2 separate regions of the Homo sapiens genome follow, and region 2 is linked to region 1. A link is a contact called in ENCODE Hi-C or POLR2A ChIA-PET data. All regions are on one chromosome and are shown on one strand. Each heading gives the region's core, a stretch centred on a gene start or an enhancer-like site at or near the end of the contact. The rest is flanking DNA. Distances are from core to core; before and after follow the strand shown. Region 1 overlaps SAMM50 (SAMM50 sorting and assembly machinery component). Region 2 has its middle 44 kb from the start of SHISAL1.

Region 1 (5,411 bases), core at 2,004-4,503:
TACTGTTGAGTGAAAGCAAACCACATCCACGCTGCCTCGGAGTGTGTCTTTAACATTTATTGACGGGGTTTCCCACAGGGTCCGCAGTCAAAGAATCGCTGAACCGCGTTTCCTCGAGAGACGGTGTGTGGCATGGGCGCCTTGCTGCTGCCCCAGTCCCAGAGCTTCTCCTGTAGGGGTGTCGGCTACAGGAACCTTATCCCAGCTCCAAACTGGACGCCATCACATATCCTAAAAAAAGGGGAGAGATCAGATGCGGCGGCCGCTCCGCCAGCCCTGCCATCTTCACGACTCACTGAGCATGCGCCTCTCAGAAGGTGCCGCCTCCGCTTCCTCCTCCTCCTGCTGCCTTCCTGCCTGGCTGCCGGCCTCACCCTCACCGGCCCCGGCTGCTTCCTCCTTTGCTGGTTAAGAACCTTCACCAGCTGGTTAAGCCCTCGGAGAATGGAAAAGGGAAAGAAGGAGAGACCCAAATCCTCCTGCACTACTCCCTCCTCACCTCCTTCACGTTCCCCTCTCCGGACGGAGAGGACAGAGGGCCGATGAGAGGCGGAGCAGGGAGGGAAGGAGCCGGAAGGACAAGGTGGGTAGTGAGGATGGAGGAGAGGCAGGTGGACAGAACTTAAGGTCCGCCCGGCCCCCAGAAGGTCCCGGGGCTTAGGAAACCAGCAGTACCCACAGCCCTACAGGGGTTTAGCCTGACCACCTCTTAGACCTGCTCCTGACCCCAGGAAGGAAGGATGCAAAGGTCACATTGGTTGCCATATCTGTTATGAGCTGACCTTCTGCAGGTGTGACTCCACACAGTGGTTAAGAACCTGGGAACAAACCACCAGACCCATTTTCAGAGAGGAGCAAAGAGGCTCCAGTCACACGGCTGAGAAGTGGCAGGACAGGACTCCAGACCCGGCTCAGGGGCACCCACAGGCCTTGTTCTTTCCGACACACTGCCATGCACAGCTGGGGGGCAGCCTGTCCCCCTGACAGCATGCCTGCAGCAGCTCTGTCCGCCTGGAGCCTGTGCATGGGGCAAGGCCAATGCTGCCCATTTGGGACAAGGTGGGCCTAACCTAGGGACCTCAACTTCTGGGGAAAATGATATTCAGACTCCTACACAGCCGCAGCCGGGGCCAGGGAACACAGCCTTTTTGCAAGCTGTGGGCAATTTCTAGAAAAGGCCAGCAAGAATGGCTCCTTTATTCACGACGCCCGTGCCCTTGCCCAAGCTGAGGATTTGGAGCACATGCACACCGGCGGCAAGTTTTCCTTTTCCAACCTGACTCTGAGCAAGAAGACACAATATCTGATCCACGAAGAGATTCAACACAGATACTCACAAATGCTGCGCCGGCCTCCTGCAGGATGAAGGGTGCTTATTAACCAGCCCCGGCACTGCAGTCCTCTCACCAGAAGCCAGGACTGCAGCCCCTTCAAGATTACAGTAAGCCACATCCATGGCCTTAAAACACCAGAATCCACATCAAAACCCGGGCTGCATTTGTACCATTTAGTTGTGTTCAGATCTGTTTTTAGATTGTACACTCTCAGCTCCTTCAAACTAGTCTATACCTACATTCGCTACTTAGAAAAATGCCTGAACATAAGCTAGGAGCTAAAAAGGAAGTCAAGCTCTTGGCATATGTAATTCAGAAAACAAGCAAGCATTCTAATAAAGGCCTGTCACTCTAAGTACAAACAAACAGATTAAACAACTTCACAAGCATAGGTTTATGCTCAGAGACCACATAAACATGTCACAGAACAAAATACCCACTGCAAACATTCAAAGCAGCGCTGCGAAGTTCCACCAGACCAGGGGCAAGCCAGCCTTGGCATCCTCCAGACAGCCCCAAACATCCACCTTCTGCTGTGCACCCCACGCTCTCTCCCTCCCTCACGGCCGCTGTCTTGGTGCAGGGCTCCTGGTCATCTCCCACCTTCTTCTCACCCAGCACTGCCACTGCCGGCACAGGGTCTTGGAGTCTGATGTTCAAAGGCTTCTGACGAACTTGGACTCTGAGGCTGGAGGCCAGGAAGCACCCAGCATGGGGTGCTTTAGGAAGGTCATGCCAACAGCACCCTTGGCGCCTTGCACCCCACCTCCCACCACACGCCAGGAGCCTCTCCACCTGGCTCTCACTTCCAACACCAGGTGCAGTTGTAGTCATGGGGACCTCAGCGGTGAACAAGGCAGATGAAGTCCTGAGCTCAAAGACCCTGGCATATACCCAAGGGGAAAAAGGTCAGCGGGGCTGGAAGGCAAAGGCGTGGGAGCTCAGGGCCTGGACCTCCCCACTCCCCCTTCTGTTCCTGTAGGACGCGGTTCTGCCCGGTGCCCGCCGACAGCGCACACCTGCACAGCTTTGCTCCTGCCTTTGTTAGCCAGGACCACTGTCCCTGCGTGTCTTCTGCAAGCACCTGGCTGTCTGTCCTCTAGGAAGATTCAGCTCAGGGACCTGCTCCAGGGGGCCCTCTCAGCACCCTCCCCAACAACCAAGATGATCCACTTTCTTGTCTTCCTGCTGCTAACTGTGAGCTGCTCTCCCAAGCGAGCCTGCCTGATTCAGCCCTGTGTCTCCAGAGACCGGACTCCTAAGACACAAACTGACAGAATGCTGTTAGATCCCAGAGACAGTGGTGCCACAAATCACTTGCGACATAACAGTAAGCAAACATCTCAAAACTGTTTCCTTCTTTGTGAATGTCTGAAGTCCTATTTACAGTGTGCCTGCCTCAGTTATGGGGGAAACCTGTGGATAATTTCTACACACACGATACCCCATCCTGCCAGCTACCAAATTTTAGAAATGAAGATTAAATCTGGCAACCTCACTCCAACTTCACGAAATTCCAATATTGATGACCAACCTCAAACAAGGCCTCACACTGAGCGAAAATGTCTTCCACACTCGGGGTGCCAGGCTGACCCCGTTCAGAGCTCACTGTCCATAATAAACATCTGAACAGCTGCCACCTGGCCTGGGGGCAGAGGCACTTCCTTATAGCCTGGTCTTTAAATGTCACGTGCTTAGGATGCTGCTTCCTCCCGGAATAAACCATATTTTGAAATTAATCTCTGAAACGTGTTTTTTAGATTTAACCTGAAGAGACGGAAGTAAAGCTGAAAGGTAAATGTAACCACTTCATATGAAAATTATTTCAGAAAGGGTCAATTCAACAGAGCTCCTAAAAGCCGCGTTGACTTCTCAGGGCACACTGACACCCAGTGGCTACAAAGAGCACTGCAATGGTGGTGATGGCAGCGTGGGCTGCCCAGACCCTCCCTGCCCGAGACGTGCACAGTGGCGGGTCCCAGAGCAGCAGGGACTGTGTCAGAGAGCGGTATCTAAAGCTTCCCTCGCTCCAACGCCCCTCCAGCCCCGGGCCTGCAGTCAACCACTCAAAACCACCCACTTAAGCTAGGTGTTGGTGCAGCAGCGTCACAGCGCCTCTGGGGCTACCTGCAAGGATTCAAATGAGAACCTGGCTGTTAGGCCAGGGAGCCCAACACTCCCAACTGCAGAGGGAATAAGGGCTTCATAGAAAGAAACTTGCAAAACCAGCCTGGTCTGCTGAAGACAGTAACGGCGTGGAGTTATCTGATGCAGTCTCGCTCTGGAAAAAGGTGCCCACTTTTTCACTTTATTATCTCCAAAATCAGGATGCATCATCCCATCTATGGCTTGTCACAAACTGTTAGCTGAGATGATGTGGAGGGGGAGGGGCAACACCTCCCACAGGAACCTGTTCCCTTGTGTGAGGGGCTGGCCACGCCGGGTGTATCAGCAGCAGAGCAGCCCAGGAAAAATAACCACTTCCCAACCCCAGGCCAGGCGGTGCGCCAAGGGCTCTGCATGCAGTAACTCACTGAGTTCTCCAAACTGCAACAGTCACCATCATGATCGTCCATCCTCTGGGCATGAAAATGGACACCCAGAGAGGTTTTGTGACTCACCCCGGGCCACACAGTCACACAGAGTGGCCAAGCTGGGCCCCAAGCCCGGGTAGCTGGGCCCCCAGGCACACATGCATGCAGCCTGCGTGACTACACCCTTTCCAGCTTGGGCTTTGTGTGGAGAACAGGAGAGGCGTGGAGGGGAATGGGAGCTGGCGGTTGTGGGAGCAGCCGCCGCCATCTCTGAAGGCCCTGTCATCAGTAGGGAGCCGCAGCAGCCTGGCAGCCCCTGCCGTGTCCCCAGACGCGGAGCAGATGCTGAAGGGCCTTCTGGCAAGAGTGTAAGGAGCAGATTCCGCTGAAGCAATAACCGTAAAGGACCTGAATGACAGACGCAGACTGCACCTGAGAGGCGATGCTCAGAAACACTTGCGAATGCGGCTCCCCTTTACAAAGCACCATCCCCTACATGCTGATGCGGAAGACGGAGAGAGTAAAAATGATACAGCATTTCCTTCAACTGGCACAAACTACAACCTATTTGAAACCGGGTTAAGCCTCCAACAGCACCACCATTTGGTGGCAACATAAAGGTAGACACAAAAATGAAGAGAAAAAACAGGCTGGGGTGCTGTGAATGCATATACAAAAATAAGAGACAGTATGAACACTGTTGTGGACTGAACATTCATGTCCCCACAAGATTCACATGCTGAAGCCCTAACCCTGACAGGATGGTGTTGATACCTGGAGGCAGGCCTTTGGGAGGTGCTGAGGTGCAGACGAGGTAACGAAGATGGGGCCCTCGTGATGGAATTAGGGGCCGCATAAGAAGAGGCATCGGGGCACTGGCCTGCACTCTTCCTCCTCCAAGTGAGGACACAGTGGCAAGGCTGCCATCTGCGAGCCAAGAAGAGAACCCAACAGCAACCAAATCTGCCAGCACCCTGATCTTGGACTTTCCAACCTCCAGAACTGGCAGAGTATGAACATCTGTTGTTTAAGTCACTCTTAAATACTCCATGGTATTTTGTGATGGCAGCCTGAGCTGACCGAGATACACTATAATGAAAACACGTCTGAATCTCTTAAAATTTACACAACGCAGCTGGGTGCGGTGGCTCATACCTGTAATCCCAGTACTTTGGGAGGCCAATGCGGGCAGATGGCTTGAGCCCAGGAATTCAAGACCAGCCTGGGTGGGCAATGTGGTAAAACCCTGTCTCTACAAAAAATACAAAAATTAGCCTGGTGTGTAGTCCCAGCTACTTGGGAGGCTGAGGCAGGGGGATCACTTGAGCCCAGGAGGTCAAGGCTGCAGTGAGCCATGGTCAGGCCATTGTACTCCAGCTGGGTGACAGAGAAAGACCGAGTCTCAAAAAAAAAAAAAAAAAAAAATGCCGGGCGTGGTGGCTCATGCCTATAATCCCAGCACTTTGGGAGGCTGAGGCAGGCAGATCACGAGGTCAGGAGTTTGACACCACCCTGACCAACATGGTGAAACCCTGTCTCTACT
Region 2 (4,890 bases), core at 212-2,711, 360 kb before region 1:
TGGGGTCCCTCTGGGCCTAGGCACATTGCCGCCTAACCAAATCTGTGTTCTGTTAGCAAGAAACTGGGGAGATGGCTCCCATTAAGGTGCACACAGTTACAGCGGAGGACTGGTACTGTCCCTGATGGACACCCAGAGGATGCCTTCTGGACACCAAGGGGGCCTGAGCCACTGCCTCAGCAACACCCAGCACTGAGCCCTTTGCCGCCCTCACCCTGCCAACCTAATTCAGCATCTCTTTCCTCCCCTGCTGACCCCAAACTTCGACTGAGAACCTCGGGTCTGTCACACACACTGGGGTCCCCAGACCTCTGGGTCCAGTACCTGCTGGATCCTCAGCGTGCCCCCGCCACCTCCCCCTGGCTCTGGGCATTTGTCCCGGCCCCTCACCACCTCCTAGGATACCTCGAAGCCCTGCCACGTCCCTGGGGAGACTTGGACATTCACACTGTGGTGCGCAACCTCCTGCTCCTAAGTGTCTCCCCCTCCACGTGACAGAGCGCCGTCCTCGACCAAACTTTAGCCAGGTGTCTCTGAGCCCTCTTCTGGCACAGGCCTTGACCTTGGCTGGCAAAGAATCCCGCTAAGTCAGTTCAGGGAGAGAATCCCCCACCCTTGATCTCAGATCAAGTTCCTCTCTCCCACTCTTGATCGTTAAGTCCTTGTCCCTTTAGCAAGAATCCCACCGGGCCTGGGTAGCAGGAAGTCCTCTACCCTTGATGTCAAATCTAGTCCTTCTGAGTAATTTTCCATCCACTGCCCCTCACTCTGCTCCTTGGCCATAAATTTCCAGCTGTCCTTCCTGTCTTCAAGGTTGAGTTCAAACTCTGTTCGCTGTTACAATCATCTTTGGTAAAGTCTTCTTTGCCATTTTTAAACACGGGTCAGGTGCAATTTTTCTCTTTAACACATACCCCTTAGCCCTCCACCAGCTTAACCATCCCCCCGAAACTGCTCAGCCCTGAAATCTCAGTCCATGTCCTGGTTTAGAGCAAGCTTGACATTCCAAGTGATAATTTCACCTCCCAAGGGGGCTCTCTCAGCTCCCTGCCTCTTCGTTTCTTATTCGTAAAATAGGTACAGAGGATTGAAAGGATATCAGGCGCCGCACAGAGCCTGGCTCAGAACAGGCACACGGCAAAAGTGTGTTTCTCTCTCCTTCTTTGGCTCTTGTTTACAAGAGGCCTTAAACCTGCCAGCAAAGAAGGATTGCACGTTGCTGGGATATTCTGTCTTCCAACGGGGAAAACAAAATCCCAGGTGGTGAGCGAGCGGCAACTCCCAGAAACGGTGACATCTGCCCAGCTCCAGCTTCCCCATTTATCCCTCGAGTTCAGTGCTCAAAAGGACAGGCAGGTGGCCAACCGCAGAGACTAAATTGAATGAAAAGAACCAGGATGCCATTGGATGGTCCAGGCTCGGCCGCGGCAGCGTGTGGGTCGTCAGCGAGACTGGCTCAGCGTTCTGTTTTCTCTCCAACTGGAACAGCGGGGCAGGGAGCCGTGAAATGTTTCAGATGTTTGTTGGAGTTTCTTTTCTTATCCTCACGCATGTAGCTTTGGGAGCTGGCTGGAATGTAAGCATGACCCGCCTGACTCCCTTGCAGGGGAACCAGTATCTTTACTTCAGCTGGCTTTGACAGCACAGTCTGGGGACCCTGAGGCTCAACTGATGTGACAACTCTGAGTCTCTCCTGGGGGCAGGCCTTGGTGGCCTGTGAACTCTTGCTCCTGGTTTTTCATTTCAGGAGGCTCAGAGAAGGCAAGGGGCTGGCCCGAGGTCACACAGCAAATAAGCTGGGAGCCCAGAAGCTTGGATTCTCTTCCTTTTATGTTTATTTCAAAAGCCACGTGCTCCAAGAAGCCTTCCTGCACATGCCACCTTATTCCAGGCTGGGCCAGGTGCCCTCTGGACCCCCGAAGTCCCCGAGTTCAGAGCCCTGATCGTGCAGCATTGCAATTGCTTTTAATGTAGCTGCGTCCTTGGGGCAGACATGGTATTGTGTGGGCACAGAGGCAGCAACAAGTGGTGAATGAGTGAATGTCTGCACAATGCATGCAGATCTTTCCCTTATCCTCAAGGTGGCCTCCTCCCCTGCACATAGTGGTGAGCAGAGCCCCTAACCACGAGGCTCTTTTATCTCCAGGATGGCCAGCTCAGACCTGGAAACTGACAGCTAATTAAAATAACACGATTCATAAAAACAACAGTAAAAATAACTGTCACATTACTGCCGCCAGCAATTACTGAGCATCGCTACAAACCAGGTGCATTTTCTGTCATATTTTATTGAAGGAGCGTGACAGCCGTAGGAGGTGGGTATTATTATCCTAATTTTTCAAGTGATCAACTGGAGACTCAGAGAAGCGACTCCTTATTTGAGGAATGAAGGTTCCACTGGCAAATGAGACAGGTCAGAACAGCGGAGGGCACAGGGTGAGGGCTGGGGACTGGCCAGTTTGTGCTTGGCAATGACATTAGGGCTGTCCTAACGAAGTTTCGCAGACTGAGTGGCTCAAGTGATGGAAATGGGCTGGATGCGGTGGCTCACGCCTATAATCCCAGCACTTTGGGAGGCCGAGGCAGGTGGATCACCTGAGGTCAGGAGTTCGAGACCAGCCTGGCCAACATGGTGAAACCCCGCCTCTACTAAAAATACAAAAAAGTAGCCAGGTGTGGTGGTGCATGACTGTAATCCCAGCTACTTGGGAGGCTGAGGCAGGAGAATCACTTGAACCCGGGAGGTGGAGGTTGCAGTGAGCTGAGATCACGCCACTGCACTCCAGCCTGGGTGATGGAGTGAGACTCCGTCTCAAAAACAAAAAACAAACAAACAAAACAATGTAAATGTATTCCTTCACAGTTCTAGAGGCTGGAAGTCCAAGATTAAGGTGTCAGCAGGTTAGTTTTTCTGAGGACTCCAAGGGAAAGGTCTGTTCCAGGCCTCTCTCCTGGTTTCTGGGGTTTGGCTGGCAATCTTTGGCATTCTGTGGCTTGTAGATGCATCATCCCAATCTCTGCCTCCCCTTCTTCATGTGGTGTTTTTCCTGTCTTCAAGGTCCGCCTGCCCCACTCTTTTTTTTTTTTTTTTTTTTTTGAGACAGGGTCTTGCTCTGTTGCCCAAGCTGGAGTGGAGTGCAGTGGCTGGATCAAGGTTCACTGCAGCCTCAACTTCCTGGGCTCAAATGATCCTCCCACCTCAGCCTCCCCAGTAGCTGGAACTACAGGCATGCACCACCATGCCCAGCTAATATTTTTACTTTTACTTTTGTAGAGATGAGGGTCTCACTATTTTACCCAGGCTGGTCTCAAACTCCTGGACTCAAGTTATCCTCCTGCCTTGGCCTCACCAAATGCTGAAATTACAGGCATGATCCATTGCGCCTGGACTCAAATTTCCCTTTTTTATAAGGACACAGTCATACTGAATTAGAGCACACTCCAGTACGACCTTATCTTAACTAATTATTGCTGCAACAATCCTATTTCCAAATAAAGTCACATTCTGAGGGATGGGGGTTTAGAACATCAACATATGAAGGGTGGGGGCACAGTTCAGCCCCTAATAGTAAGTTCAGGGCAGTATCCAGGGGGCTGCAAGTGAGCTGAGCCAGCCACAGAATCAGTGGGGCCCGGCCAAGCACTGCTTGGTACTGGCAATGGGTTAGCTGCTACAGAGGGGGCCGATGGGGGCCACTGTGGGCAGCAATGCAAGTGGGGAGACCAGAAGCTTCTCAGGGAAGTGTCGCCTCAGTGCCCCATTGAAGCAAATGGCTCCACCCCCAGCTAGATCCTCAAATCAGAAACCTAGGATGTCCTTGCCCCTCTGCATTCCTTGGCCTGCAGATTCGAGCCTCCCTCCCCATCTTCTAAAGAACAGAATCCGTTCACTCCTTGCACATAAGCAAGCACGTGTATAATCTAACAGATGGCAATGAATGCCTCAGGGGAAGAGCTGAGAAGGGGAGTGGGAAGCATCAGGAGGTGAGGATGCTTGGAAAACGACCTGTCAGCAGAGGCATGGAGGAAGGCGAGGCAGCCACGGGCATCTCTGGGGACAGCAGAACTCTCTGGGAGTGAGAGCGGCCAGTGCAAAGACCCCGAAGCAGGAGTGTGTTTGACGTGGCCCCAGAGCAGCAAGGAGGCCAGTGTCCCTTGGGGGAGGAAGAGGTGGGTGGAGAACTCGGGAAAGGAGTTTAGAAGCAGATGGGTCATCCTATGCACCCCCTGACACAGAACTTGGTCTCTGGCCCAGCTTTTTTCCCTTCACTTCCCCATCTGGTGCCAGGAGAAGCTCCCATGTCCAAATTCCAGTCCTAGATCACATCCAGGCCCCCGGGCTGGTCCTCCCTATGTAATGAGCCTGGCTCCCAAGCTAGCAAGAACAAACAGGCAGGATCTTCATTATTGAAATCACTCTGTGTAATGCTATCATAAAACCCACAGGGACAGGCCAGGCGCGGTGGCTCACACCTGTAATCCCAGCACTTTGGGAGGCCAAGGCAGGTGGATTATGAGGTCAGGAGTTCGAGACCAGCCTGGCCAACATAGTGAAACCCTGTCTCTACTAAAAATACAAAAAAATTAGCCAGGCGTGGTGGCACGTGCCTGTAATCCAGCTACTCGGGAGGCTGAGGCAGGAGAATCACTTGAACCCGGGAGGCGGAGGTTGCAGTGAGCCGAGATCATGACACTGCACTCCAGCCTGGGTGACAAAGCAAGACTCCGTCTCTCTCTCTCTCTCTCTCTCTCTCTCTCACACACACACACACACACACACACACACACACACAAACCCATGAGTACAGCCATGAAGAAAATCCCCAGAAATAGTGAAATAAAGACCATAAGCTCACTACCAAAAGAAACGAAATTGGCAAAAACTGCAAA

The links. A loop is a pair of places that touch in the nucleus more often than their neighbours do. ChIA-PET counts read pairs that join two places held with the same protein, here RNA polymerase II (POLR2A). Pooled maps may share reads with other maps.
Region 2: a map of A673 shows a loop between it and region 1 (3-fold over the local background). The contact joins two enhancer-like sites. A Hi-C loop is called at or near these places in 2 of 168 maps with a recorded cell type or tissue (A673 and Right ventricle myocardium inferior) and 3 of 50 pooled maps. POLR2A ChIA-PET finds 5 or more read pairs at or near these places in 1 of 52 experiments (activated CD8-positive, alpha-beta memory T cell).

What each region holds. Positions count from the first base shown.
Region 1 is chr22:43,991,158-43,996,568 of GRCh38, reverse strand. It overlaps SAMM50 (SAMM50 sorting and assembly machinery component), which reads right to left. Exons shown (of 15, transcript NM_015380.5): 15 at 40-231. The coding sequence ends at 186. Among named protein-coding and RNA genes, the nearest start is that of PARVB, 30 kb to the left of the region's middle. RefSeq lists an enhancer at 220-389. Within about 2 kb of position 3,253, at least 2 of the 41 ENCODE cell types and tissues checked have a DNase peak (open chromatin) inside an H3K27ac peak, as active enhancers do.
Region 2 is chr22:44,354,684-44,359,573 of GRCh38, reverse strand. No RefSeq gene overlaps it. Among named protein-coding and RNA genes, the nearest start is that of SHISAL1, 44 kb to the right of the region's middle. Within about 2 kb of position 1,461, at least 6 of the 41 ENCODE cell types and tissues checked have a DNase peak (open chromatin) inside an H3K27ac peak, as active enhancers do.